Linked DNA regions of Mus musculus: region 1 is linked to region 2. The links are chromatin loops, found by intact Hi-C in ENCODE. Cell type or tissue: gastrocnemius. All regions are shown on one strand. Each heading gives the region's core, and the rest is flanking DNA. Links, peaks and the distances in the headings are about the cores only.

Region 1 (14,932 bases), core at 3,010-11,009, 130 kb before region 2:
TGACTACAAGCCATCCTCTCAGGTCTTCCTGCCCTGTCCACCTCACTGGCTTCCAGCCATTGCTTTATGAGCCTTGGCATGTGTGATCGAGTTAAGGGGACAGAAGGGGACACCCGTGTCCCCAGGTGTCCCTTGTTCTGTTGCGAGATGATCATTTTACCCTGAAATGAAAAGTTGTCTGAAAAGAGACACACTGCAGGTTGTTCTGAGGGAGTGGCCAGGACGGGGAAAGTGTCACATTCCAGAGCCTCTGACCTGAATTGTGAGTGAAGGGTGCAGAGAAGAAGAGAGCTGGACACCAAGTCCTGAAGGAGCCAGAATGGTGCCTTAAGTCTCACTACAAAAACAAGGAAGACAGGAAGGGATTGGCCTGTGTGTGTGGGCATCCTTTGCCTGACGTGCAGGAAGTGGCAGCAGACTACACTGAGCTTGGGTCTGGAGAGATAGCTCAGCAGTTAAGAGCACTGACTCGTGTTCAGGGGACCTTGGTTCAATCCCCAGCACCCACATGGCTGTTCACAAACATCCGTAACACCAGCCCCAGGGGATATGGCTCTCTTCAAGCCTCCCCTAGTGTAGCATCCCCAAGGTGTATTTGACATGACATACAGACAAAGCACCCACATAAAGGGGAAATTTCAAAACAAAACACACTCTGACCGCACCAAAGAGCATTCAGGAAAGTTGAGGGGTGGGAGAGATGGCGCAGTGGTTAAGAGCACTGGCTGCTCTTCTGGAGGACGTGGATTCAATTCAATCACTCCAGTCCCAGAGGCTCAGACGCCCTCTTCTGGCCTTTGTTGGCAAAATTCCCATACCCATAAACTTTTTTGAAGTTTAAATAAGTAAAAATATTCACATACAGCCAGGCTGTGGTAACTCATACCTCTAATTCTAGCACTCAGGAGGCAGAGGCAAATAGGTCTCTGAGAGTTCAAGGCCAGCTTGGTCTATAGAGCAACAGGCCGAGCTACACAGGGGAACCCTGTGTTGAAAAACAAACAAACAAAACATTAAAATAAACAATATCAAAGTTAAAAAACAAGTTTGCAATTTTCTTTTTTTTTTTTCTTTTGAAAAAGGGCTTTGAGTGTCTGAGGGGCAAGTGGCAGACACATGAGGCTTTTCAGGGCAGTGAGGGCTGAGCCCTCTCTGAAGTCCCCAGCCACAGGACAAAGTAAAGGCCGCAGCATGTTCCAGCCACAGTGTTTACAGCCTCGGGCAGCAAGTGGAACTTAGCCCGAGGGACATGGTCCACTCGGTGCTTTCAAGTATGGGCTCCCAGTTCAGAGGCCTTAGCAGTCACGGACACACACTTTGGCTTCCAGTGTTCAGATTTTTGGCTTGGGGACAATCAGCCAATGACGTCTGTGTAAAGTCCAAATTCTGATGGATGCTGTGGAGAGAGGAAATGCGGGGAGGGGAGGGGTGGAGGAGGTCTTTCGTTTTCCTTTTTTTTTTTTGTTCTTTGATTTGGCCTTTTGAGGGAAAATCTTTTGAAGCTCAGGTTGGCCTTGGCGTCACCACCTAAGAATGGCCTTGCATCTCTGATCTTCTGCCACCTTCTAAGGGCAGTGCTTACAGGCACGCACCTTCACATCTTTCAGAGGACTCTCGTCTCAGAGGAAGTAACGTGAGAACAGAGACCTGAATGGAGCAGCGAGTGAAGCTTACGTGTCTCAGGAAAGAGCCCCTAGGCAGGGCAGACAGAGGCCCTGGGCTGGCCACAGACCGTGGGGGTGGGGGTGGGGGTGGTGCAGTCTCCTGTGGGCCCTGGACCACCACCGCAGTTGAAGAAAGAGAGGTTCTTTGTGGCTATGGCTGGGGGAAAGGAAGAGCAGGGTTGGGAGGCCCAGTGTCTGGGAGAGCAGAACAGACTGGAACAGGAGCTTCTGGGCGCCGACAGTGACACTCTGTCAGGGCCGAGGTCACACCTGGCTGCCTGGGGACCAGCTCTGCTTCACAGACATGTTTGGTCTGGCTCTGGAGAGTTTTAAAGAAAAGGAAATGTGGTTGCAGAGATTTAAAACTCAGGACTTGTGCGAGCCAGGCATGGTGGTACATGTCTGTAAAGCCAAGCCGGACATAAAGTCAGCCTGGGGAGAGATAGCAAGACCTTTTCCCCCCAAAAGAAGTTTATGGAAACTCCACCTCTCTTGAAACCCCAAGGCCAGGGTGAAACTTTCCCACCCTCTGGAGTGGAGAGGCTGAGAGGAGGGGCAAGCTTTTGTTCAGAGTTCAGACACACAGGCTTAATTAACCAGGTTTACCTCCTCAAAAGCATCAGGAGACCCATCCTCTGACCAGAGCCCATGGCAGGAAACGGGGGTGGACAGTGTGGGTAAAGTTGCCCATCCCTTGAGCTGGACGGAGAGCGGGATGATGAGTCGAAGGGAGGAAAGCGGGATGATGAGTCGAAGGGAGGAAATAAGGCTGCCTGGGGCAGAAGATAGGAAGTGCATGCTGGGAAGACAGGGCTTCCTATAAGTGCTGCTGATGTAAGGTCATCCTTGAGACTTTATATATAGCACAGGTCACTCTGGGCCTTGGGTAGAGGGAGTTGCTGCTTTTTTTTTAAAGATTTATTTATTTATTTATTATATGTAAGTACACTGTAGCTGTCTTCAGACACTCCAGAAGAGGGCATCAGATCTCATTACGGGTGGTTGTGAGCCACCATGTGGTTGCTGGGATTTGAACTTCGGACCTTCAGAAGAGCAGTCGGGTGCTCTTACCCACTGAGCCATCTCACCAGCCCGAGTTGCTGCTTTTTAAGCCCTCCCACCCATTCATTGCTCAGTCAGTGGGGGTGGGGGGTGGGGGAAAGGGCCTTCAACCTTTGAGACACCCTTGGCTTTCCCCAGCTTACCCATTCACACCCAAGGCCCTAGCAGGTGTGAATGTTTGGCCTTCTGTTAAGAACTCAGGGCTGGAGCCACACAGGGACATGGGGCATGGGTCAACCTACAATTTCCAGGCCACCTCCCAGGACCTCCAGGTGCTCCCACGATGGCCTCAGCATTAGCATCAGCATCATGTGTTTGGCAGAAAGCTGCAGGCCAGCCACCCATGTGCCAGAGCTTGGGAACTAGTACCACGCAAAGCAGACTTCCACCAGCAGGGGTCCCGTGGATCCCAGGGGTAACTGGAGTTCCCAGCACTGGAACTCCTCCTCCTCCTCCTCCATTCCAGTGAACCCAGGATGGGATGAGTGGGCAGCCTGTGATGAAGAAGGGGGAGGGGTCCTTTGGGACCTCTGCCTGCCCACTGTCTACACAGTGCCCGGGGTTATACAGAAAGGCCCCTGCGCCAGCTTGCATCTCTTCCTCTCGGCCTCCTTGTTTTGTCAAGCCCTGAGCTGGGGGCCACTGAGGTCCCATGAATCCCAACAGGGTTATCCTGTCTCTTCTTTGCCCTCCCTTCCCTTGTACCTAGCCTTTCTAAAGAGAAGCCAAGAAGGAAGTTGCCACCAAGTGATCCCCAGCCCCCTGGGATGACTCCTACTCTTCCAGATGTGCAGGCAAGCTTGTCAGAATTGCTCACAGCAGTTCTCAGAGCCAGCTCTTTCCCAAGCCCTCCTGACCCCTCATCCGTCCTCCACTGGACTGGACTGAAGGAGGAGGAAGGAAAGTCCTCGGGGTTCCCCGACAGCCCCCACTCCTATTCTGCATAGTCTCATCTTGGGGAGCCCAAGGCTTTCACTCTGTCTCTCTCCTGACCACCGAGACCTTGCCAGTTGCTGGGGGACAAGTAGGGAGGGAGCAGTTGTTTTTCCTTTTTACTCTCTCAGCCTTGCACTTGAAGGTATGATCCTTTCGTGCAGGAAAACAAGCGGAGATTCCTGTAACCTGATCACTGTTGCTCCTATGGCTCGTCTGAAACTTTTATTTATTATTATTTCTTCTTCTCTTCCTCCTCTTTTTTTTTTTTTTTTTTTTGAGAAGAGAGGGGTGGGGTTTGTCATGTCCTGTGTGATCCATCCAGACTGGACCCAAGCCCAGAAGCAGATACCACCACTCCTAGCTTAAGTTGGGATGAACCTGAGGGCTTTGCTGGGTACATGGTTATGCTACCAATCCATGTCCACAGCCTGGTTTGTCTTTTTGTTTTGGTTGTTTTTCCTTTTTACTATGTATACCCCTATAGACAAATCGCTAACTAGTTTAAAACTATGTGCTATTTTAATCCTTCCTACTTCCCCTGTTTGAAAATAAGTGCCTCTCAAAGCTGAGCGTGGCCTGTATGTGTGTAGGGTCAGAGGACAACTTGAGGCCTTGGTTCTCTCCATTATGTGGGTTTCAGTGATAGGGCTCAGGCTGTCTGGCTTTGTGATGAGTGCTTCTACCTACCCCGTGACCTCCCTGGTCTTCCTGGAATATTTGTCCTTTCTTTTCCTTCCCATGTTTCAGATGTGCATAATGCGTGGCTATGCTTGTGTGGAGTCTATGTGCACACTCCCGTGCATCCATGTAGAGGCCCCAGGTAGACGCTGGAAATCACCCTCATCACCTGTGCATGGAGGAAGGTCTCTAACCCAGGGCTTGCTAGCCAGATCGCTGTAAGGATCCTTTGTCTCTGCCCTCTGAGGCTGAATCAACAAACAGGGAGGCCACCACACCTACCATTTATGGAATTCTCAAAGAGCAAACTCTGGGACTGAGGGCGTATGCCAAAAGTCCCGGGTTTCTTCCTGAAGAGGGGGAAATAAAAAGAAGACTATGACCCAAGAGTTTCAGGAAGGATGTAAATTTGTCATTCCTAAATGGCTGTGTGTACAGACGTGTGTGCGCGTGCGTGCGTGCGTGTGTGTGTGTGTGTGTGTGTGTGTGTGTGTGTGTGTGTGTGTAGTAGGTGCCTGGGCACATGCAGCCTTAAAGGTGCTGTTGGTATGTTCCTTGTTTGCTCTCCAGTTTATTTATTGAGGCAGGGTCTCTCAGTTGAGCCCAGAGCTCACGGATCAGCTAGCCTGGGTGCTGCAGGGTTTTCTCTGCATCTGGAGTGCTGGGAATGTAGGTGGTCACCATACCCACCCAATATTCCGTGGGTGTTAGGATCCAAACTCTGGTCTTCATAGCTGCATGGCGCCCGAGCTGTCTCTCCAGCCCCATTCTGCACGGTTTTAGGATGACACGCACGAGTCTGTTCTCTCCTTCAGCTGTGTGGGACCAGTGACTTGAAGTCAGGCCATCAGGCGTGGTTGGTGCCTTTACCCACTAAGCCATTTTTTCAACCCTGCTTTGTTAGTTAAATAATGGTCTTGGGTTTTTCAAGACAGGGTTTCTCTATGTCCTAGCTGCTCTGGAACTGACTCTATAGACCAGGCTGGCTTTGAACTTAAGAGATCTCTGTGCCTCTGCCTCCTGAGCTCTGGGATTAAAGGTGGCATGCCTGACAATAATGGGTTTCCTGAGAACGCTCTTATATTCGCTTTTACAAGATCTTTGATTTGACATTTTTCATTTAAAGCATGGTGTCGTTGGATGCTTCTCTGAATTGCCTTTACCCTGCTGAGGTCTCCTTTCCCTCTGCCTCTTACCCTTTACTCTCCGGCAGAAGCAAAACCAAACAACAGACTGTGTTTCCTGTTTGGAATCCCTGCTTAACTTTCTGAGTCCTCTTAAAATTGGTGCTTTGAGCCCCAGTCTTCTCGTATCTAAAATAATGGCATGGGAGGGTTAGGATGTCGTTTTTGCGGTGACAGCACCCACGTGCAAAAATAATAAAAATGAACCAACCTAGGCGTCCGCATTCTATGTGCTTGCTTATGTGTATGTAGTTAGGATCTTCCATGGCATTTAAAACATCCTCCGCACTGTGCTCCTCAGCCACAGAGGTCACCAGCTTCCTGTGGTACCTGCTGTCCTGACCTTTAATGGTCTCCTAGCAGAGTTGCTAGCGGGTATGTTAGGGTGAGACCCGAGATATTGCAGGATTCCTGTTGTCCTGCCAGAAGTGCGAAGGTGTGTCTCATCAGTGTCTCTGTGTTCCCAACACTTTTAAGATTTATTTATTATATGTAAGTACACTGTTGCTGTCTTCAGACACACCAGAAGAGGGCATCAGATCTCATTACGGATGGTTGTGAGCCATCGTGTGGTTGCTGGGATTTGAACTCAGGACCTTCGGAAGGGCAGTCAGTGCTCTTAACCACTGAGACAAGGGCTATGTACAAGGGTCCATGTATTGTTGCGGATGGCCTGTCCTAAGCCCCGAGCCTCCGTGATTGCACAGCAGAAGCCTTGGCCTCCTGTCGTCGCCCAGATGCCCTCTAGAAACGGTGCTCTGGAGCCCGCAGCTGCACGTGCTGCTCAGGCTTAGGAGGAAGCCCTCGATGAGTAGTGACCAGGCCTCAAATGTCATGGACACTAGCCTGGTCTATGTGTGTCCCAGCACACTCAGAGGTTTGCACACACAGCACAACCGTCGTGGAGGGAAACTCCATCCACTCCGAATGTCTCAAAGGGAGAGGAGAGGCCTGCTTAGGCAAGCCAAAAGGACCGGACAAAGGGAAGCTCCTTGTTTTGTTTTAGGGTTTGGGATGGAACCCAGGCCCCATGCCTACTAGGCAAGCACTCTACCATCGAGCCACACCACCAACCCTAAGCTACATCTTAAAAATGGAATATTTAGCCGGGTGTGGTGGCACACATCTTTAATCCCAGCACTCGGGAGGAAGAGGCAGGCAGATTTCTGAGTCAGGACTATACAGAGAAACCCTGTCTCAAAAAAAAAAAAAAAAAAAAAAAAAAAACCCGGAATATTTATTTTAAAGGGATAGAATGTTTCAGCCAAGTTAAAAGCTAGTGGTTGAGCTTGCATCCCTTTAAGTTGCCAGCTCCCGGGTGTTGCAGCTCATTCACCAGCCACTAGATGGCGCACGAACACACTTAACAGGGTTTCCTGGTGCCTCTTTTGCTGGTCCCTGCCTTTTCCTGGAGATACTGCAAGCCTGATGCTGGGCTGTTAATGCCACCACCTGTGCCAGAGTCTGACAAGAACAAGAGCCCGCAGGAAGGCTGTGACTGGGGACACTCATGGTCAGCCCAGTTCCTGGTGCTGGCACATACCCTGTGCCACTCACATCACCACATCACCCTCAGGACCAGAGATACAAAAAAAAAAAAAAAATCAAATCAAATCAAATCAAGGACTGTGTCCTCCGTGCTGTGCTTTTCTCATTAGGACCTGTCACATGACAGGCAAGGACTGTAGGATGGGGCCAAGTGGCCTTCACTTCTCTCTTCAGCCCACTCTGATCATCATCTCCGTCTGGCCTCTGAGATGACTCACCCCACAGCCCTCAGGCTGTGTGAAGACCTGGTGGGTTTCTGTGCACCACTCTTGTTGCTTTCTAGTTAACTTGTATGTAAGCTAGGTCCCCGTTCATCTTACTCTGTGTATACAGGTTCTCAAAATACCAAGCTCTGGGCAGCCCACCGTGCCAGGATTTCTTTTTTTCTTTTTTAAGATTTATTTATCTTTATTTATATGAGTACCCTGTAGCTGTCTTCAGACACACCAGAAGAGGGCATCGAATCCCATTACAGATGGTTGTGAGGCACTATGTGGTTGCTGGGAATTGAACTCAGGACCTCTGGAAGAGCAGACAGTGCTCTTAACCACTGAGCCATCTCTCCAGCCCCAGGATTTCAATATACGTGAAATCCTCACATACATTTCGTGTAATCTGTCTGAGTCTCCAGAGCTGTGGAAGCAGTACCTCACGGAGCAAGAGCGCCCCTTTCCCTCTGCCAGCCCGAATTAAAGCCTCTGATCACATAGGACTGTCCCCATCCACTCTGTGCATAACCGTTAGCTGTAGCCCACCAAGGTGGTCCTGGGCAGGTCAAGCTCCACCATACCCACAGTGTGCCCTGCGCCCTGTGCCATCCTAGCATGTGTCTCTTGGCATTCCTGTATTCAACTGAAAACATTGTCGGTGTCTCCACAAGCCGAGACTTGAGGTACTAAAGGGCTTACCAGGTTCCCCCGGGGTAGGAGTGAGGTTGGGCCGCCCAGTCCTGGAGCTGGCATCCCCGACCCCTGAGCTCTGTCTCAAGCATTCAAGGTAAACCATGCATGGCCAGGACCCAGAAAGAGGCCGTGAGGCGCTCGGGAAGCAGCCTGGCCCACAGCACACACACACACACACACACACACACACACACACACACACACACACACACCACTGGACCAGCGAGTCGGTCCTATGGTCCAGGGAAGAGGAGGATGCTGGGAACTTGCAGTAGAAGAAGCTCTAATGGATGGGTCTCCTCCAAGCAAAGACCCCACTTCCTTTGGCCCTTCCTGTGACCTTGGCCTTCTCCACAGAGGCTTAGGGAAGATACACAAGAGACAGTCAACTCCAAGTGATTGACCCTGTGATTCCCTCACCCAGGTGTCAGCTGTGCCTACCGTGCTAGCCATCAAGAACGGGGACGTGGTGGACAAGTTTGTGGGGATCAAGGACGAGGACCAGCTAGAAGCCTTCCTGAAGAAGCTGATTGGCTGACGAGCAGAGAGGAGGCCTGACTACCCTTGCCTGCTGGAAGTCTGTTTTGGGGAGAAGCCTAGTAGAACTCCCAGCCCTCAGCTGTCATCCTTCCTGCCCTGCCCCTCTGTTTTATCCTGGTGGGTCTTGCCTGTGACAGCAGACCCTCCAAACCTAAGAGCCACCAGCACTTCAGAGCCAGCCCTCAGCCCGGGTGGCCTGGAGAGGGCCAGTGCTGCCACTGGTGTGGGGGTCATTCTTGTGCACCCCCTACTGTGTGCTCCTCTTGTGCACCTACTGTGTGCTTCTTCCGGGGCTTGTTGCCATTCCCCTAGATGCTGGAGAAAGCCTGGGCCAGCCTGTAGCCTGACCGCACTAGTGGTCGCCCAGTCCCCATCTCTGTGGCCCTCTGAAGCCCCAGCCCCCATGCATCAGCCTCTGGCACATTTCCTCTCCTGCCTCTGCTTGAAAAGGAAACCAGAAGCCGAACAAGTGAGAGTAATGTATAATTCTCTCATTTTTTTGTAGGTCTCTAATAAAGAACTTTATGTGGTCCTTCTACCTCTTGCTGTGAAGAACAGAGCCCACCCCATAGCCTAAATCTGTCCCTTCTATTCCTTGTCCCCTCCCTGAGTTAGCTGGGCCTTGGTTCTGGGTCCCTGAGCAGGAGGAGGAGCTGTGAACAAGTCAGACCAATAAAACCAGGTTTGCACTGCCACTGGCTGCTGTTCTGTGGGCACTGAGCACTTGGGATGGACGGGTATTCCCGGGCCCACCACTGTCCCCAGCTCCTCTTGGGTTCTTCACCCCTCTCATGATTTGTGTTCCCACTCTTCATGGCTCTTGGTCTGGGTGTGCCATCATAGACATCCTCTCTAAGGTCCAGAGGTGGTTGTGCTGTTTCCCAAAATGCAGACAAGGGCTTAAGGAGTGCAGCTGGGCTCTAGCCAAAGGGGTTGTCTCAGAGACCTGGATTCCCTCAGCCTTTTGGGACCTTCTGCCTGGACTGGTTTCTGGCCCCTCCTGGCTGGGTGGCACTTCTTCCCATGTATGCCCACAGGAAGGTCTAGTCTTTGGGACCGGACCCTCCACCCATCCTGTTCCCTCTCCAGCTCCCTTGTCTATAGAGTGCCAAGCTGCCCAACCAAGAAAGCCCAGCCCGTCGCTCTCCCAGGGGTAAGGGGACACTGTCACTTGATGATGCCTGTTTTCAGCAAGTCCCCAGTCCTTGATGGCAGAGGGCTCTCATGCCCCCTGAACTGTGTTTGCAGCGTCCTTTGGTGTGTGCAGCCCTCGCAATGACATATATTTTTCTATTATCACTCTCTGAGAGATGGGCATCCACCTGAGGACAAATGAAAAGGCTTGGTGAAACAGAATGGGGCAGAGGATGGAGGTCCAAAAGCCTTCAGGTCTGGGAGAAAGCTGGCCTAGCAACTGTTCTGCGGAGACCACAAGCAAGGTGAACGACAGCCTTTGGTCAGGGGAGCCCCTCCTGAGTACCAGGTGTGGTCAGTGTCTTCATTCGCAGTAGACTCCAAGAAGTACATTAGGGTCAGAGGTTACAGAGCATGGCCAAGGCCATGAGGCTCACCCCAGTGGCCAGGCATTTGTCTTCTGTGCCCTCCTGATGTTTCGAGACAGTCTCATGTACACCTAGCTAGCCTTGAGCTAAGGATGACCTTGAACTCCTGATCACCCCCCCCACCCCGGAGTTTTAGGGTTACAGGCATGTACTACCAACCCTAGTTTTATGCAATGCTGGGGATTGAACCCAGGTCTTCATACAGGATAAGCAAGGATTCTACCAACGGAACTATATCCCTAGCCCCCATTACTATATAAAATGTAGGGCGGGTGAGATGGCTCAGCAGTTAAGAACACTGACTGCTCTTCTGAAGGTCCTGAGTTCAAATCCCAGCAACCACATGGTGGCTCACAACCATCTGTAATGAGATCTGACATCCTCTTCTGGTGTGTCTGAAGATATCTACAGTGTACTTAGACATAATAATAATAAAAAACTATATAAAATGTATAGCTTTCATGTCACAAGTCAAGAAGGAGCGTGGGCCTGTTTTACAGAAGACTGACCCAGCTGAGTTGAGTAACTTCGGATACTCCGAAAGGAAGAGGGTGTGGCCAAAACTCAGAGTCTGCCCTACTGTACCCCACTGCCACCCCTTAAAAGGTCCCGTTCGCCAGGCACTTTAACATACATTACCTCATTTGATTCCACTCCGATGAGGCAAGGATCGTTTCCGTATATAAGCAAAGGATCCAGTTCAGAGACATGGACCTGCCCAAAGTCACATCTCAAAACTGACTGGCTGATGATACAAACCCAAGTGGGAGTATGACTCCTAGAGGGATGTGGAGGGCCTGGCCGAGGGCAGGAACCAAGTTACTCCTCCTTAAAAGGTGCTTCCACGGGCAAGGTGAGCCCGGGACGAGAGACACAGCTGTCCCACGTTGGCAGCCTTCGCCGGTGATGATCCATGAGTCACCAGCTATGAGCACAGAGTACACTAGGTGAGCTACCTAACTCTGGGTGCTGACCTCACCACGGTGGCCTCAGAGCACCCATGGGGCTTCAGGGTTATGGATCTGGGAGTGGGCAACCCAGGTGCAGTGTGGAGAAAAACAAGTCACTTTTCACTTTGCTTATTGACTTGAGATAAGAGTCTTAGCCTAGAACTCAAGGTGGTCCCCCTACCTCCCCTGAGTGCTAGAATTACAAGTATACACCACCATGCTTGATGTTACTACTGAAGGCCTTTTATCACCAGGTGGGAAGCCTGTGAGAGACAAAGGACCACAGGCTCCCCTGCACACCGAGCCAGGGACTGCCTGCCTGCCTGCCTGTGGCTGCTGAGGCTGGCCCAGGGGGCCGGAAGCAGAGATGGAAGCATCTTTACCTACTTCCCGCAACTAGACCCTGCAGGCAAGCAGGAGCCTCCCTTAGTCACAGGAGATTGAGCACAGAGGGAGGGGGCTGCAGGAAATGCAGAGACTGCATTCCCCAGGGAAGGCCAGCCACCAGGAACCTTGGCATTTAGCAGAGGTCACAAACAGACTCCTCTTACTGCATGTCTGTAAATGGGAACCTGACCTCGCACACGTTCAGCAGCGCGTACTCTACCCTTGAGTCCCAGTTAACTAAGTACCTTCTAGTGTTCAGTACTGAAAGGAGACTGGCTGTGCTAACTAGAAGCTTGCATTCCTAAGACCCCAGAGGAGGCTGTTTGTCACCCCTGTGCTGGTGTTGGAGCACACGGGCAGCTTTCGGATACCATCCAACCTCCCTTCTGAGTGCACAGGGAAGGATAGACTAGGACTGAATCCCAGCGCTCTGACTCTGTATCCCAGTGGCTGTCAGAGAGGTGAGTGTAGAGGTCACTGCGTTTCCATGGGAATGGCCTCCAGGCCCAGACCTGGAAGGTTCAAAGGATGTTGACAATGTCTCTCCATAGTCGCTCTTACCAGAAGCCTCTGCCTGGCCAGGGGATCAGGGACCTACTCACCCCCTGCCGTGGCTACCAGGGGACAGCTTTCCCAGAAAGTGAAGGCTGTTTTGGCCAGGCTGCGGAAATTCCTGTCCTGTGGGCCCTGGACAGGCAGGGTCCAGAGAACAATGTCAGGGCCATGTCCTCATTGGACAGGATGCTAGGCAGCAAGCAAGGCTTCCAGGCATTCTACTGTGGTTCCTCACCAATGCCTAGAGCACCAGAGCACCGGCTATTAGCCAAATAGGAATATCACCTCCAACAGGTCACTCCTCCGCAGTGCAGGAAGAACCAGGTCCTGATCAAATCCTTCCCTTGTACCTACTACGTGCACACAGCCTTAGGTCAGCCCACTGACTGTGAGATGATGAGTCTTGCATCAGAAAAATGGAGGTGCTGACAATGGCCTGCACCCTCTGAGTGATGTGGCCAGTGCCATCTTACCCAGTCCTCACAATATCCTCCTACACCATGATGTGCATGGATGGTATTGCCATTTTACAGATACTCACCAGACAGATTGCTTTCCCTGTGGAGCAAGGCTCTCACCATGCTGTGACCCAAATCCACCCCTGTAAATTGGGGTTCATAACAGTGCTGATTAAGGATCTGGGTAGGATTAGGGGACATGGCAGATTTAAATACTCGGTCACTCAGCAAGAGCTTAAGAAGTGTTAGGTATTAAGAAAAATAGAATAAAATAGAGAAAAAAAAGATAGATGATAGATTGATAGAAAGGTAGGTAGATGGTAGGTGGAGAGAAAGAGAAGAAGGAGAAGGAGGAGGAGGAGGAGAAGGAGGAGAAGTTAGGTAAACCTTCCTCTCCCTGGCTCTCCCTGGCTCTCCCTGCTCCATGCCTAGCCCAGGCTACTGGTCTTCCATTGGACTTTGCGTCCTCCCTGATCTCTGACACAGCCTCCTCTGCCCTGAACTCCAGCAGCCCCGGAGAGCCAGAGGTGACCTCACCCCTGGAGAATGCTTAGTGGAATTCACCCTGAGTCCTTAATTTGCCACACCTCCCCCCAGCTCTGATTGCCTTCTGTTGACACCCAGCAGGAGTGTCTGGGAGGTGGGTCAGGGCCCTACCTGCAGCCAGTCTACTGGGTAAACACAGCTAAGTGGTTGTCTCCTCTGGCCCACTGCCTTCCTCCACCTCCTATGGGTCTCTTGATGCCCACAGGGCCAAGCTTCACTTCTGTATCTTAACATACCCATCTGAGCTCACAGCTTCTGTTCCTGTTTCATACATGCAGAGACCCTGACCCAGGGAAGTGGTGTGGTGTGTGAGTGACTCCCTGGGCTTCCTGCTGCAAATTAGAAAACGCTAGCACTAGAAAAATGGCACAATGATAGTGCACCTCTTTAATCCCAGGACTTGGGAGGCAGAGAGAGGCAGGAGAATCTCTGAGTTTGAAGCCAGCTAGCCTACAAAGTTCCAGGAGAGCCAGGGCTCCATAGAGAAACCCTGTCTTGAAAAATCAAAAAAGGGTCAGGCAGTAGTGGTGCACGCCTTTAATTCCAGCACTTGGGAGGCAGAGGTAGGTGGATTTCTGAGTTTGAGGCCAGCCTGGTTACAGAGTGAGTTCCAAGACAGCCAGGGCTACACAGAGAAACCCTGTCTCAAAAAAAAAAAAAAAAAAAAAAAAAGAAAAGAAAAGAAAAGAAAGAAAAAGAAAAGAAAAATCAAAAAAGAAAAAAAGAAAGAAGGAAAGGAAAAGGAAGAAAGGAGGAAGAGAGAGGGAGGGAGGAAGAAACCATGCTCCCAGGAGAAATGGGAACCAACTGGGGTCCTACCCAAGAAGGCAGGCTGGATGGTACCTCAAAGTCCCATTCCCCTGCTCCCAACTTACCCCCTCCCTCACTACCAGTGGTCCATCTCTGAAAGGAGCTGGACCCCTCCTCCTGATTGGCAATTGACCTGAGCAGGTTGTTGCTGCGTTAGAATGGTAGCACATGTGCGGTTAGCTATACAGTAAACCCCTGGGAAAGGCTCTGTCCTCCTGGGTATGAGGCATACGTCATCCTGTGTCACTATGGCTAAACCCCACACACAGGGCACGAGGCAGGCTGGAGGGACAGAGTGTTTGCTTCAGGAGCAGCCTCAGTTGCTTCTGAGGTCTGTGTCCTTGGCCAGTATATGACTGCTTTCTTGCTATGACTTCATGTGGATATTTCCCCCCTGTGCATAGGTACACCTCTATTGCTTTTTTTTTTTTTTTTTTTTTTAAAAGCATTTCTTTTTCATTTTTGTGTTTTGTTTTGGGTTTTTTGTTTTGTATTTTTAAAAATTAGATTTATTTATTCTATGTATGTGAATACACTGTAGCTGTCTTCAAACATACCAGAAGAGGGCGTCAGATCCCTTTACAGATGGTTGTGAGCCACCATGTGGTTGCTGGGAATTGAACTCAGGACCTCTGGAGGAGCAGTCAGTGCTCTTAACCACTGAGCCATCTCTCCAGCCCCTTGTATTTGTTCTTAAACAGGATCTGACTATGCGGCTGTCCTGGAACTTGCTTTGTGGCAGGTCTTTAACTCACAGAGATCTTCCTGCCTCGATTTCCCAAGTATTAGAATTAATGGCATGCATAAGCTTGCTTGCTCTCTCTCTCTCTCTCTCTCTCTCTCTTCTTTCTTTCTTTTTTTCTAGATTTGTCTAGATTTGTTTGTTTATTTACTTACTCTGTGGGGGGGGGGGGATGCAGCAGAGGACATTAGTTAAGCCCTGTTGGCATCAGGACCTCCCAAATTTATGACATCACATAGGTGACAATGGGACCTGGGACCTGCAGATTGGTTGCTAAGGCAACAGGCACCATATTCCCAGCATCTGCTTGGCTCACCTCCCACCTTTACCGGTGTTACATAAATTTCTAAATTTCTATATAAAGAGAACAAGCCCGGCAGTGGTGGTGCACGCCTTTAATCCCAGCAC
Region 2 (14,932 bases), core at 2,330-10,329:
ACGCATCAAGGTGGGCAGAGACTATGTGCAGAAGGCGCAGACTAAAGAGCAGGTATGTTGTTGTCTGTCTCTCTCTCTCTCTCTCTCTCTCTCTCTCTCTCTGTGTGTGTGTGTGTGTCACATGGCCTGGGTGTTTCCTGGGAAGATGTTCCTGCAGCTGTGCAGTGTGAGACTGTTTTGGGCTGCCCGCTGTGTGGGAATTGTTGACTAGCGCTCCTATCCAGAGCTCAGCGCTGCAAAGACCCAAGGCTGAGGGACACGCCCAGGTCCACCTTTGGCAAGTGCTGCCTTTAGGCTGCTAGGTGCTCAAGATGCTGCTGCACTCTGCCTTGCTTAAAACGAGGCCTCACTGTTTCTGTGCCGTGGTTCCTGGTACCAGCAGTGGCCCCATCATCTTTGGAACTCAGGCCAAGTAGCTGTTTCTCTACCACCTGCTGCCTTGCTACAAGTGCTGAGAGACAAGCAGGGTCTTTACCATCTGCCAAGCAAGTGCTCTTGTCATTCCTGGGCCTGCTGCCCTCGAAGGCCAGACTTCCTCCTCCTTTGGCTTTGTCCATGGCTCTGGTCATGGGGTTTTATGGGGCGCCAGCTCTTGGAAGATGGCATGATCAAGGCTCTTCCTAAAGGATCCCACTGGATAGCTGGGAGCCTGTGGCTGCTCCTGATAAGGGCCATGGCAGAAAAGACAAGAATGTTTTTTTTCAAAAGCCAGTGTTCCTAATTGCTGCCAACTGTTCATGTCTATAACAATTAACAAGACAGTTTGATGCCCCCCCCCCCAATAAAAATGCTAAAAACACTTCAGAAAATACAACAAAGTCAGAACAAGCAACAGTGTTTATTTATTGTCTTACCCATGAGGATTATTATTTCCTGCAGACTCTTTTTCCCTTTAACTTCGTTTCAATTCTGGCTTTTTATTATGGAGCTTTAGAAACATGAAAAACAATAGAATGGCCCTTTTGTGCCTGTCCCAAGGAACTTGAGCAGATCTCCAGTCTTGGTCAGTCTTTCCCCTCCTCATCTGTGTCATTTCGAAGCAAGCCTTGGGATGTTACCTCTTTTTACTTTATGCAACTGTTGTTTTAACAAAGGTCTTTGCAGATATCTGGGTTCACTGTGCTGTGGGGCATGGGGCATTCCAGCTGTTGTCATCGTACAGAACGTCAGTGAGGATCTAGAATGCCTTCCCCATCTTCCATGCCTAGGCTGTCTCTGGGGAAAGCTTCACAGTGAAGTCACTGGGGCAGAGGCACACAGATTTCAGACTTTGTATCTAACCTTCATGTCCCCGGATGTCGTTCCTAGGCTGACTTTGCCATTGAGGCCTTGGCCAAGGCTACCTATGAGCGGATGTTCCGCTGGCTGGTGCTTCGCATCAACAAAGCTCTGGACAAGACCAAGAGGCAGGGCGCCTCATTTATCGGGATCCTGGACATCGCTGGCTTTGAGATCTTTGATGTAAGCTGTGGCCTTCACACTCCCAGGCTTCCCCCTCGGCTTCTTGGTTGGCATCTCCTTGAGTCCCGAGTCTTGTTTTGGTCAGGGTCCCGTGGCTGCTCACACTGGCAATCTTGTTTGCATCGGAACCCTGTTGGTGTGCGTTAAACCCCCCAGGCGCGTGCCCACGGCCAGCCGACAGGTTTAGAGGGGCTGGCCTTTGAGGTCAAGCTCCTGGAGATTTCATGGGCAGATGCTGCCTGACTGCTAGTTTTCCCAGCCAGAGTTTGCACTTTGAGGCTACACATTGTTCCTGTTCGTGAAGGCTTTGAGGTGCAGTAGGAAGAGCTGGCGAGAGCCTACATCTGCAGCTCACAGGAGGACCTCAGAGAACCCAGGAGCTCACTGAAGAGTTGTAACTTTTCCCCTTGTGGCTTGAGTATAGCACGCTGCCATGGTGGTATCAGCAGAGTCACAGAGATCTGTTGCTGTCACTCTCATTCATCTGTGTGTCTTTGGAGAGGAAGCCCGCAGCTAATCCTTGTTCACGAGGAGCACAGATGTATTTCCACGTCCTGGTGCTTGATTAACGTAGTCAACAAAGCACTTTCCTTGCTCAGCCACTTTGTTTATCTCATAACACAATCCTGAGCAGGGCTTTGTCAGCCTGCTAGAGAGCACAGCTGTCCACAGAGGGCAGAGCCTTCCTGCTGTGGAGTAGGGCACAAGTATGGCAGATCTCTGGCCGCCTGCTGCCTACAGGCAGTGCTTGGAGGTGTCACAGCGAACCTTCCCTGCGCTCTCCTTCCCCGTGGTCCTGGATCCTTGCTTGGAAGGAGGGACCTCTCTGATGCCTTTTTCCTCCTGCAGCTGAACTCCTTCGAGCAGCTGTGCATCAACTACACCAACGAGAAGCTGCAGCAGCTGTTCAACCACACCATGTTCATCCTGGAGCAGGAGGAGTACCAGCGAGAGGGCATCGAGTGGAACTTCATCGACTTCGGCCTGGACCTGCAGCCCTGCATCGACCTCATTGAGAAGCCGGTAAGAGCCGCACTGGTCTAGCTGGCGCCTCGCTCCTCTCTGCAGTGCGTGCTCTACACCTGCAGTCCCGTGCTGGCTGTGGGTGTCTGGTCTTCTGCTGTCTAGAGAGCTCATAGCCCAGACCCTCGTCAGAGTCGCCCTAATTGAATGGGGGTGTGACTGGGGCCCGAACACTCTATTTTCCTTAGATCCAGCAGGTGCTGACCAGTTTGTCTTAAAAGGAACGGCATGCTTTTGTGAAGTAAGATTTCCCCCCCCTACCCCTACTGCTATAGCACAGCACTGTGCAGCCATTCACATAAAACCCAGCCTTAATCTGCTTGGAGCCAACACAGCCACACAGCACTTATTCCATGGCCTTGACTGTTGAGGTGGCTGGGGCTAGAAGAAGCCTTCCTCCTCCTTAAATCTGAGCATATTTATAGCTCTTGCTAGATGGAGTTCAAGGCACTCGGTTTGGGCTTTTGGGTTTGTGCACTGTATTGAAGCCTGACCTGTTTCCATCTCTGAGTCAACTCCTGAGTGCAGTTGGATGATCTGGTTGTAATACCCCAGACATTGAGTCACATAGAAAGATTCTCAGAAGGCCCAGGAGAAAGTCTGAGCACTTTGAAACACTGTCAGTGACAGTGGGACATGGAACATGTACTTTGATGCTGACCTTTCAAGGTCTTGTTTTTGTTCTTAATTGAATCTCTAGTTGTCAGGACCTTGTCTGGCTCCAAAGTGTCAGACTGAGCAACCATCTCTTAGAAGTTCAGTGTCCAGGAGACTATAGGGTCTCTGGGGCTCTGTCCTCTCCTCTTCTCTTTTAGGCCTCCTGTCTCCTCATTAAGCAGTGGTGTAGTCACAGTGTGAGGGCCAGGGCTTAGGGAGGGGGGCCTTTAGTCCAAGGACAGCAGCCTCTGAGCATCCTGGCACTAGACACTTCGGGGTGTGGCCGTGGAGCTGTGCATTTTGTCAGTCTCACTGGCTTCACTAGTGACTGTCACTGCTGAAGACCCGCTACAGTGCATCGTCTCTCAGTGGAAGCCCAGACTCCAGAGGCGTCTTAAAACAGAGTTCTTAATGCAGTTCCTGATCTCAGTGACAGTTTTTCCCTTTTGGAGAATGCCCATCCTCTGTGTGAGAATTATGAGGATTTGCGCACCTGGATCCTCCCGTGGGTGGGCGTAGCTCTATACCCTGCTCACCCTGTGCCCTTGCTGCCCTTCCTCCAGGCGGGTCCCCCAGGCATCCTGGCCCTGCTAGATGAGGAGTGCTGGTTTCCTAAGGCCACTGACAAGAGCTTCGTGGAGAAGGTGGTGCAGGAGCAGGGCACCCACCCCAAGTTCCAGAAGCCCAAGCAACTGAAGGACAAGGCTGATTTCTGCATTATCCACTATGCCGGCAAGGTGAGGCGGCCAGAGAAGGGTGGAGGTGTGGCCCAGGCAGAGGTCTTAATGTGTGGTAGAGTAGCAAGGCTGCACCCGGCTTTCAGAGCCCCTTCACCCAGGCCTAGCTCTGGTGTTGGAAGCTTGAAGACTATGGTTGGGTGTCAGGGCTGTGGTGTTGTATGTTTTAGGGGTGGAGGGGCTGGAGCTGTAATCTGGAGCTGAAACGAGACCCTGATACTTAGGAGCTGAGTGACTTTGGGGCAAGGTGCTTAGTCTCTTTGAGCTTCTGTCTCCCGATCTGGGAGCAGAGACGAGAGAGCTCCTGTTCTTCAGGGTGAGGCGCCTTGGCTTTTAGCAGCCGATTCTCTTTATTGTGCCTGTGCTTCTGCAGTGTTGAGAACACCCTAGGCTTCTCCCACAGAATTCCGACTGTCGCACCCTCCCACACTGTCTCCAGACATTGCCAGTCGTGTTCTATCACCGGGGGAAGGGAGCTGTCCCTGCTGTAGATAGCAGCTATTGTCGTGGGGCTACACAGCTGGTGTGTGGTAGTGCTGCGCTCAGCCTAACTTAGCCTATGCTAAGATGGAAGCTGCTCTCTGCTCGGCAGTCTCTGCTCTCCGCAGTCTTCAGTACTAGCTGGGGCGCACCGTTTGGACGGTTGGCACCTCTTCAGTGGTGACCTCGAGCCTTTTCCATGCTCCCCTGGCATGTGTTGTTTGGCCTCTTCTGTGAGGTCCGTGTGCTTCCTTAGGCTGCTGAAGCAACTCTCTTAAAATGCCCCAGAAAAATGCAGTAAAACCAAAGCACTGTTTACACAGCTGCCCTCGGAAGGCTTCCTGGCCTTCGGTCCCTCCTGCCTCCCAGCAGTGCCCAGCCACCAGCACAGAAGCTCACAGAATGCTGCTACTGCATGGTGCATCCCATGGACGGTGGGGCACTGCCTGCCACCCAGGGTCTGACCAATGAAAATAGCTGTGTTCCTGCATCTGTTCCCTAGGGCGTTGGGGGCGGGGGGTGAAGTGCTCAGCATCTTATAGCATGTGTGTGCTGATCTTAGGACAAAGGGAGCTCCATCCTGTTCCTCAGAGGCAGCCGCTGCCCTGTGGGCTAGAGGGAGGGAGGCCAAGGTGCCTGCTGCTCTGCCTGTATGAGGCTCGGGGATCCTCTACAATGGAAGTAGGACTTGTGTTGTTGAGAATGTACTTGGAAAGGTTAGAGCAATGCATGCAGTTCTAGGAAACGTGGGTGTTCCGAAAAGACAAGAGAAAGCAGAAATAACGTTAGTTAACAGGAGTGTAGTCTGTGATGGACATCAAAAGGACTTTTGCTTGTGTTCTTACTACTTTAAAGACAACAGCATTCTGTGGCTAGCTGTGACATCATTCCCTCAGCTGTACCATGTCAGCTTGTGTTGTTCTTAATGGCCGGCTTCCATTTGCAGCCCCTCTGAGAGTGTCTTGTTGCCTCTGTCCCTTGTCACTTGATTCTTGGGGATGGCTGTACCAGGTCAGAGGTTGTTCACACCAGGGCTCTCCGTGTCCCTTTAGCAGTTTTGAGAGTCTGTGTCCCCAGAGCAACTCATGGCCGGTCTCTGCCTCTTGCAGGTGGACTATAAAGCTGACGAGTGGCTGATGAAGAACATGGACCCCTTGAACGACAACATCGCCACGCTGCTTCACCAGTCCTCAGACAAGTTTGTCTCTGAGCTGTGGAAGGATGGTACGCCTGCCCTTTGCCCTCCAGCCCTGCCTCACACTGGGCCTGTCCTCCTCCCAGTCTGCACAGGACCCAGCCACCATACAAAGGACCATGACACTGGTCAGGTGTCTTTTGTCCTTTGTGACGCTCACAAGGAAGACCTGTCTGAATTGAAAGGGACAGTTTGCCCCAAGCGGCACCCTAGGCATCTCCTCCTGGCTAGAGGCTCCGTAGGCTTGGCTGGCTCTCTGGCCAGGTGGCCAGGCCCCTTCCGCAGGTAGCCCCAGCCATAACCACGCGGGCCTGCAGCCCCCAAGCGTCCCTGCACTTCTGCCTCTCTCTCCTCCTCAGGAGGCTGGCTGCCTTGAAGCTGTTCTTTTTCTGCCTCTCATTTTCCCCTCTCCTCCGCCTGGGTCTTGCTTTAACCTCTCTGTTGCAGAGATGCAGAGCACTCAGAGAGCCTATTTCTATCGCCGCTTTCCCATTCTCCACCTAGAATCAGGTGACTGGCTGCCTGCCTGCACTGGGGTGTCGTGTGTGGCGTACCCAGGGCTGTGCACGTTTTGCACGTGTCTGTCGTACTTTCCTCACCCATGACTCCTCCTGCCTGGCTGTGCCTGTTCCCTGTGCTACCCGGGGTTCCTGTCCTCAGTATGTCTGGCACAGGCCTCCACTAGAAAGCCATGCTTCTGAAGGACTGGGTTGGGATGTTGGAAGTTTTACATATAGGAAAAAAAAAACCCTGCTTCCTTAGAGCTCCCCCTAGAGGCCGTGTCTTCTGTTTGCACAGCTGTGTGTCTTGCCTGAGGTTCAGGTGCAGTGTGTGCTACTTTGTGTCTAGCTGAAGGGTAGCTGTATGGTCCTTCAACAGTTAATCTTCAGAGAGCACTAGCCCTGTAGGTCAGCAGCAGGAGACATACAGGGACCAGTCGCCATGGGGCCACATTCCCCTAATCTAGGACTCAAGTGTTTCCTCCAGCCACATACCCCCAGGCTTTGGAGGCCAGTCTATGTAACTGGCCCCATGACGGAGTACTGAAGTCAGAGCTGCCTTCAGACTTAATACTAGCCCTTGCTCTAAGCTGATACCCGTGGCTGGTGCTTGGATTTGGTTGGCTTGCTTTTGTTGTTAGCTTGGAGAAACTGTTCACTGCTGCAGGGTGTGGACTATACAGATACGAGCCATGCCTTGTAGGGTTGGTCTAGAGGGTAAAGACCTATGGGCAGCAGCCACGTACCATGTAATACTGTGAAATGTTCCAGGAAGACCCTTAGGAATACTTTGGGTAGCACTGGGTTTTCAGAATTGTTTCTAACGCTCCCATGGATTGCCCCAGTACCTGCTTTAGAGGTTTCTGCTGGGGGGTGGGGGGGACCTACACAATGAGTCCTCTGATCCTGTCTATGATGACAGAGCATATCTGGACATCCCATTGCTTGGCTCCTAGGCCAGTGCTTTTAAGAAAAGGTCACTGTGAACTCAGATACTATTTTTTTTTAACCTAGAACCACAGGAATCTATATGTGCTAAGCCAGGTTTTAAGGCAGAGCCGAGCTCAGGGAAACCTCCCAGTTCTAAACACATTTCCAACTTCATTGGTTCACCTTGGGGCATCAGCCCTGGAGGGCCTTCCCAGGCTGGCTAGAGTAGGGGACATGAGCACATCTACCTTGACAATGCACTAGAGATGTGCCTCTGTGCTTTGCTGTCGTCTCCCTTGCCTCCTCCCCAGGTCAGATCTGTTTTATCCAGAGACCCTTGTACGTCTCAGCTCAGGGCAGAAGGGTCCTGCAGCTCCATACAGACTCTCCTCTTTGTCTTGATGTGCGTCTCTCTTGTGCCCCTGACCCCTCAGTGTGGCAGTGGTACTCACAAGCTATATGTTCTTCACAGTGGATCGGATCATTGGCTTGGACCAAGTGGCTGGAATGTCCGAGACAGCACTACCTGGTGCCTTCAAGACCCGGAAGGGCATGTTCCGTACTGTCGGACAGCTGTACAAGGAGCAGCTGGCCAAGCTCATGGCCACGTTGAGGAATACCAACCCCAACTTCGTGCGCTGCATCATTCCCAACCATGAGAAGAAGGTGCGGATGCTTGGCTGCACCCCTGGCAGCAGGGCTCCTTAGCTCCTGGGTACCACAGTGAGACTGTCTCCATGTGCTTTCCTCTCCAGGCCGGCAAACTGGACCCGCACTTGGTGCTGGACCAGCTGCGCTGCAATGGCGTCCTTGAGGGCATCCGGATCTGCCGCCAGGGCTTTCCCAACAGGGTGGTCTTCCAGGAGTTCCGGCAGAGGTGAGCTGACCTGGGCCGTGGCCCAAGCTACATGTAGAGTAAGCCTCGGGGGCCTGTTTGCTGAAGGGACCTTCAGCCAGGGCTGTGTTGGCATGTATGACGAACAGGGTCTCTGCACCCTTCCTCTGCCCTGTCGGGGATGATGGTTCTTAGTTCTGGTACCACTGCTGTCTCACTGACTTTAGCAAGGCAACTTAAAGAAGGAGAGGTTTATTTGGGGCTTATAGTTTCAGAGTAAGAATCACTGTCATGGCAGGAAGTGTGATGGCAGGCCTGTACTGGAGTTGGAAGCTGAGAGCTCACATCTCTAACTGTAACAGAAAGCAGAACAAACTCAAAATGGCACCAAGTCTTTATTTAAGTTCTCAAAACCCATGTCCAGTGACACACTTCCTAAGCCTTCCAGACAGGGCCACCAAACGGGACCTTAAATTCAACTGCCTGAGAATCGATCCAACACAACCACTGGCATGAGGAGAGTTGCCCCATCTTGTCACTGGAAGGACAAGATTGTCATTGTTCGGGGTTTCATTTAGAGGGCTGATGACGGGCGGGTGCAAAGGGAGCCACCAGATACATGGTCGCTGAAGGGACTTAGGGAGCAGGGTTGGCAGGTGCTGCGGCTTCCTGCTGTCTCTGCAGGGGCTCGTGCCTTGGGCTTAGTCATCTGTCTAGTTGCTCTTGAGTGCTGAATGCTGATGCTGCCATGGTGCTGCTGTCTATTCATGGCTGAAATGTGGTGTCCAGGGAACCTATGAGCATGCCTGTCCCTCGGTCCCAGATGAGGACTCTGTGCTTAGCAGGGAACAAACAGGCACGGCCCGCAGCTTACTCCTGTGTCTGAAGTGTGCCAGGTCCTCGCCAAGCTCACTCCCCTGTAGCCGTTTAGCCAGGGAAGGAGCAGGGTGTGGCTGGGGTGGGAGTCCCATCTTTGGGAGACTCAGTGAACAGCACTGCAGCCCTGCTCAAGGGTGGCCTTGGGTTCTGGTTAAGGTGTAGTCCATGCAGAAGTGAAGTGTGGGTAGAGTGACCAACGTCTCTCCTCCCCCAGGTATGAGATCCTCACCCCCAACTCCATCCCGAAGGGCTTCATGGATGGCAAGCAAGCGTGTGTGCTCATGGTGAGTCCTGCTGCAGCTCCCCGGGGTGGGCACCTTCGCGTGGCCAGTGGTCATTTGGACCTGCAGGTGCCCGTGCTGTGTGGTCTCTGCTTGTGCTTAGGTTCTGATTTTCCTTAGTGCCCTGAGAGGCTGCCCTCAAAGGCATCGGGTAGTCAGGGATATGTTGGAACCAGGACAAACCCCAAGGACCAGGCCAAAGGAGATAGGACTCTGACAGGAGCTGCTCTGGTCTATTGGGGAACAATCCCAATGCTTTCTTGACCTTTTTCCTTTGGCCGTGTACTCAGTGCGTCCATAAGCAGCTGGCTTACAGCCAGGGCTGAGTGGTCCAGGGGCCGAACCAACATTTGTACTTTCCCTGCCTACACCCTTCGCCCTGCCCTGGCTTGATGAGCAGTGCACAGTCTGGGTTTTGGTCTAATCAGCAATGGTCCCAGTGCACCATAGCCACACTTGGGGGCTCAGTCCCACCCTGAGCCCTTTCCTGTGTTTCTTATGCATCTTTTTATTCCGGGCCTGGCCTCTTTGAGTAGCCATTGCTTGCTGTTTCAAGAGTCATGAAAGCAGGGCTGCTGATATGAAGAGTTGGAAGAAAAAAGACTCAATACTTACGTTTAGTGGTTGGGAGATGGGGATGGGGAAGGTCGTAGGGCAGGGGGATGCTGTCTGCTGTCCAGATGCTCGTCAGCCAGTGTGGAGAGGCCAGGGTTGGGGGAAGTCTCCCCTGCAGTCTGGATTACCTTTTCTCCACAGACTTAGCCACTTTCTTGTGGGGTGGCCTATGTGCCTTTCACAGGGATCAGAATTCTCTCCCTGACTCTTCAGGAAAGATGCGTATGGCTATTCCTAGGTCTTGTCACATTGTTAGAGAACTAGGGACAGGCAGGTGACAGGCCCACACCCATCCCTACTTTTCTGACTTTCCACCAGAACTTCTTGACAGACAGCAATTTAGGAACAAGTGTCTTCCAGAACCCATGTAGAATACTCATTGACAGTGCCTGTGGGCCCTTATTCTAAATCCCTCCCAGACTGACAGGCTGGCTAGCTGGCTGGCGCACATATCTGTCTGTGTTAGTTACTTTCTCATTGCTGGGACCATGTACTTGACAAAAGGCAACTTCAGGGAAGAGAGGGATCATTTTGACTCAAATTTTGAGGGTAGAGCCTATCATGATGGAGAAGAGGGCATGGTTGGAAGGCAGGGAGGCAGCTGATCCCATGGCGTCTTCACCGGGCAGGAGAAATGAGCGGCACTCAGCTGCTTTCTCCTTTTGCCCATTTTATTCAGTTCAGGACCCCAGTCTATAGGATGGTGGCACCTATCCCTCCTCAGGCAATCTTTGGAACCTTCTTAGCACAGGTACTCAAGAGACATGTCTCCTGGATGGTTTTTAAATCCAGTCAGTTGACAACGGAGAACACCCTGTGTGGGCTATCCAAGGAGTGCAACTGCCCTGGCTGGAGTTACCCACGTTTGTCATGATGACTAAAACTTTCTTGGGGCTCACTGGGTGCTTGGGCTCTGTGCTGAGTGCTCTGACATTCTCTTCGGTGGTGCCCATGGCCCTACTGGGAAAGAGGCCCTGTTAATTTGCTTTGTGTCTGCTCTTCTTTTTAAACTAAAGCATCACTCCCACATAGTTGACGGAAGTGGCCTCAAGAGAGGGCTAAGCCAGGGTCTCCAGGAGGTGTTGGGTCCTGAGGCCCATGCAGGCCCTTACTTTAATTTTGATGCCAGCGAGCTTGAGCTGCTTCCCAGTGGAGGACATCCTGATGGAGCATTTGTGGAGTATGACTCCAGGTGCAGAGGCAGGAAGTGGACAGGGTCTCTGAAGAGTCCCGTGTTTCTTTGACAGTCTGCTTTGTCACCTTGCTCTGTGTTTCGCCTACTCTCAGTGTCCCCGAGACCCAAGCCCTCTGGTCCAGGGGCAGAAGGCTCCCTCAGGAGGTGCAGCCACTCTTTGAGACCCCCCTGGGGTAACTGGGCTGAGGCAAGTCCTGGCCATTTCTCCTGGTGTGCAGAGTGGTGCAGTCAGTGGTCTGCTTTCCTCCCTCTAGATCAAAGCCTTGGAGCTTGACAGCAACCTGTACCGCATCGGCCAGAGCAAAGTGTTCTTCCGGGCAGGAGTGCTAGCCCACCTGGAGGAAGAGCGGGACCTGAAGATCACCGATGTCATCATTGGCTTCCAGGCCTGCTGCAGGGGCTACCTGGCCAGGAAGTACGTTGCAGGGACCCTTACCCCACACACCTCACCTGTGTCCCTGCTGCTGAGGGCAGTATAGTCAGCTGTGGTTGAAGGCCTCTGGGGCCTCGTGGAACCTGACTGGCCCAGGGTCTTGTGGTCCCTCTGCCTCCTGAATTTCTCAATGGGCAGAAATGGCTATTTATGAAGGAGTCTAGTGGGAGTCAGTCAACTGAGTTTTGACTGTCCCAAGTGTCTGCTTATTTTATCCTCCCTTGTCAGCATGTGGGGATGACACCCAGGCCTGTCCCTGCCTGTCATGCTCCATGGACACCCTGAGCTCACAGTGTAAGATCAGCATGTTTAGCTTTCCCTGCTGCAGCAGGCAGACGTGCTCCCGGACAGTCCCAGTGAGGACAGTCCCAGTGTGAGCTCTGAGCCCTGGAAGTGAGCATGAGCTGTGGTGTCGGGAGAAAGGGAGCCCCTCCCCCCACACCTTACCACCCACTTCCCAGCCTATCAGCTGCCGATGCTGTCCACCAGGCAGGGAGGAGGCAGGGCTGGAGAGCCCACGTCCCCTGGGCACAGACGGAAATCATGACCAAGACCACAGTTAGATCTTGCACTAAGTTCTTGTAGATCACTGGTTCTTATAGGTCCTTTATGCCTGAAAGTACCTCAGTGCAGGGCAGTGGCTGGGTGACCTGAGCCCTGTTATTCATGTGTGTTGAGTGACTCGTGAGCCAGGGTTGCCGGTATGTGCTTTCCTCATCCCTGAGTTGCTGACTGTGCCTTCCTCTCCAGGGCCTTTGCCAAGAGGCAGCAACAGCTGACCGCCATGAAGGTCCTACAGAGGAACTGTGCTGCGTACCTCAGGCTGCGCAACTGGCAGTGGTGGAGGCTCTTCACCAAGGTGGGTTTGCCACAGGCAGCTCAACCTCCTCTCGCTCGAGTTGGGCTTGTTGCCCACATCACAAGCCTTTCCTGTAGCTCCATAGGGCTCAGCAGTGTGAACCTAACCTGGTCCTGTCCAAGTGTCGGCCAGCACCACCACTTGTTTGCTGTGGATGCCAGTGTCTGGGTTGGGCCAAACTAGAGAGCAGCTCTTGTAGGTAGGGGCTTGCCTTACCTACACATTGTCCTCTTGTGGTGCCCCATGGCAGCCAGCTGCTCAGAACATCCACTCAATACCCCCAGTCTTTAAAAGTACCCTTTGCAAGCTGCGTGTGGTGGCACATGCCTTAATCTCAGCCCTCAGGAGGCAGAGGCAGGCAGGCAGATCTCTGTCTACATAGTGAATAAGGACAGCTACATAGAGATCCTGTCTCAAAAAAATTCCTTTGCAACTTGTTCTGTCAATTTTAGTTTATAATATATAACATATGTTAAATACCAAAAAAGCATTAGAAAGACCCTAAAACTAAATCACGGGCCCTTCACTCTGAACCAATGCCATGATCTCTCTGCATTTCTCACTCGCAGTGAGTCTCAGCTATGTAAACTGTACGCACTCTTACATAGCCAAGCTTCGACTTGTGTACATAGTCTTGTATCTTGCACTTTGTATTTAGAATTCCTATCAGCGTCAGTTTTTAGGAACTGTTCCCTAGGGGCTAGATGGCTCACCCCTAAGTCTTGGGCCTATAAACAGCGCTGTCACGGGCATCTTTATGCACGCGTAGACGTGGTTTCCGTGCAGCGTAATTAAGCGAATCAGAGGCCTGTTGCATGTTGTACCAGACTGACTTCTAGGAAGGCTGTACCTGCTTGTACCCCCTCCCCAGGTAGCAGGTCGTCTCTAGAGCTTGCATTCCAGAGGTGAGGGAGCTTCTAGGGGTGGGCCAACTCTGCCTGTGTCTCCTCTCCCAGGTCAAGCCCCTGTTGAACTCAATAAGACATGAGGATGAGCTGTTAGCCAAGGAGGCGGAACTGACAAAGGTTCGAGAGAAACATCTGGCTGCAGAGAACAGGCTGACAGAGATGGAGACGATGCAGTCTCAGGTAGGTGTCAGTCTCCACCCATCAATCCCAGCTGCGCTCAGTGCTGCCCCCTGCTGGTCACCGTCAGGCCGGCTAGCTTACTGCTTAGAAAACCTTTGCAGTCAAGTCCAGTGGGAGAGCAGTTGTCAGCCGGGAGCCTGAGCCATAAGCACCCACCCTGGAGCTACTTGAGGGGTACACACCAGCTCTGTTGCTGTGACAGTGTGCCTAAGATAAGTCACTTAAAAGGGCTGAAGAGACTCAGCCTGTGGTCAGGCCCCTGCTGAGGCCGAGTGCCACGACAGAGAGTGGCGGAGCAGAGCGGCTCACTTCTTTGTGCTAAGGAAGCAGAGGGAAAGAAGGGGCCAGGACTCCAATATTCCCTGCAATGATGTGTGCCAGTGGCCTCTGCTCTACAGCTCTCAGCAGCTAACAGTGCCAGCCACTGGCAAACAAGCCTTTCGTGCCAGCCTCGGGGGACATTTCTTATCTGGACTACAAGGAGGCCGCAGGGAACTTAGCCTTTGCACGTGTTCTTTGCAGCTCATGGCAGAGAAGCTGCAGCTTCAGGAGCAGCTGCAGGCGGAGACAGAGCTGTGTGCCGAGGCTGAGGAGCTCCGGGCCCGTCTGACAGCGAAGAAGCAGGAGCTGGAGGAGATCTGCCATGACCTGGAGGCCAGGGTGGAGGAGGAGGAGGAGCGCTGCCAGTACCTGCAGGCCGAGAAGAAGAAGATGCAGCAGAACATCCAGGTACCCCTGCTCCTGCCGGGCAGGGCGGGCACAGTGTGGGCAGCCAGGGGCACAAGATAGGCACACAGGTTCAGTTACCACATCAGCCTTCTTTGTCCACCTGTTTGCGACAATCACTCAGTGTCCACGGCTCACATCTCCGTGAGCGCTACCCATTGAACGTTGAGGCCACTGAGTTTCTCTCTCTGGTCCTTCCTCCATCAGCCTTGGCACAGGCCTCTTTGTGGCACCCTGGGAACACTGTTGAGACTATGTCAGTCATGTGCCCCAGTTCACATGCTGGTTTCCTGAAGAGGGATCAGACGTGTGTGTGTGTGTGTGTGTGTGTGTGTGTGTGTGTGTGTGTCCTCCGTCCTTCTCACGTCTCCTCTCCCTTTAGGAACTTGAGGAGCAGTTGGAGGAGGAGGAGAGCGCCCGGCAGAAGCTGCAGCTTGAGAAGGTGACCACCGAGGCCAAGCTGAAGAAACTGGAGGAGGACCAGATCATCATGGAGGACCAGAACTGCAAACTGGCCAAGGTGGGGCCTGCTGTGCATGCAGTCATGGAGAGGGTGGGCAGAGCAGGGCCAAGACCTGCCTACCTGCCCGATCCCCCGCGGTGCCGTGGCTCTGTCCAGCAGCACAGTCCTCCCGGGCACACAGGCCCCTGGGCACCAGCACCATGTGCAGAGGACTTTTCTCATGAATGAGGAGGTTGCGGCAGGGGCTTGCCGTTTTTCCTTGGCAAAGGTCTTTACCAGCTTTTAGGATTGAGGAAACTCCAGATGGCAGCCTCTTAGTAGGGCCAGGGGTGGGGCTGCTTGTCCTTTCCCTAAACTAGTTGACACCTAGAAGTCTTTCCTACTTGACCCCAGGAAGTCTTGGATACCCACATTTGTTGTGTCTATGAACTTGGCCAACTCTTTAAGGCCCTGCCTTACCCTTGATCCATACATTTCTGGTTGAGTCTTCCTTTGGAAGAGCTAAAGTATGTACCTAGCCAGCACTGAACTCTGACATTCTTCCTCCACCTCCAGGAGAAGAAACTGCTGGAAGA

What was found. A loop is a pair of places that touch in the nucleus more often than their neighbours do. Peaks named below come from ENCODE experiments on the same cell type or tissue, not always from the same donor. Only the 100,000 strongest peaks of a DNase experiment are listed, where the experiment ranks them.
Region 1: a loop joins it to region 2, with 5 times the contacts of the local background. A loop is called at or near these places in 38 of 42 quality-filtered maps.

The regions. Positions count from the first base shown.
Region 1 is chr15:77,909,324-77,924,255 of GRCm38, reverse strand. It overlaps Txn2 (thioredoxin 2), which reads left to right. Exons shown (of 4, transcript NM_019913.5): 4 at 8,399-9,205. The coding sequence ends at 8,512. Among named protein-coding and RNA genes, the nearest start is that of Txn2, 12 kb to the left of the region's middle. In gastrocnemius, for the core only: CTCF peaks have their summits at 3,114 and 6,876 (motif pointing right); DNase peaks (open chromatin) are centred at 3,118 and 6,874; H3K27ac peaks cover 7,401 bases.
Region 2 is chr15:77,774,039-77,788,970 of GRCm38, reverse strand. It overlaps Myh9 (myosin, heavy polypeptide 9, non-muscle), which reads left to right. Exons shown (of 41, transcript NM_022410.3): 11 at 1-52; 12 at 1,309-1,461; 13 at 2,311-2,484; 14 at 3,705-3,878; 15 at 5,468-5,582; 16 at 7,456-7,649; 17 at 7,739-7,860; 18 at 8,912-8,981; 19 at 11,043-11,203; 20 at 11,972-12,080; 21 at 13,037-13,168; 22 at 13,691-13,897; 23 at 14,277-14,414; 24 at 14,913-14,932. Among named protein-coding and RNA genes, the nearest start is that of Apol8, 26 kb to the right of the region's middle. In gastrocnemius, for the core only: a CTCF peak has its summit at 6,336 (motif pointing left); no DNase peak of the experiment used is centred there; H3K27ac peaks cover 233 bases.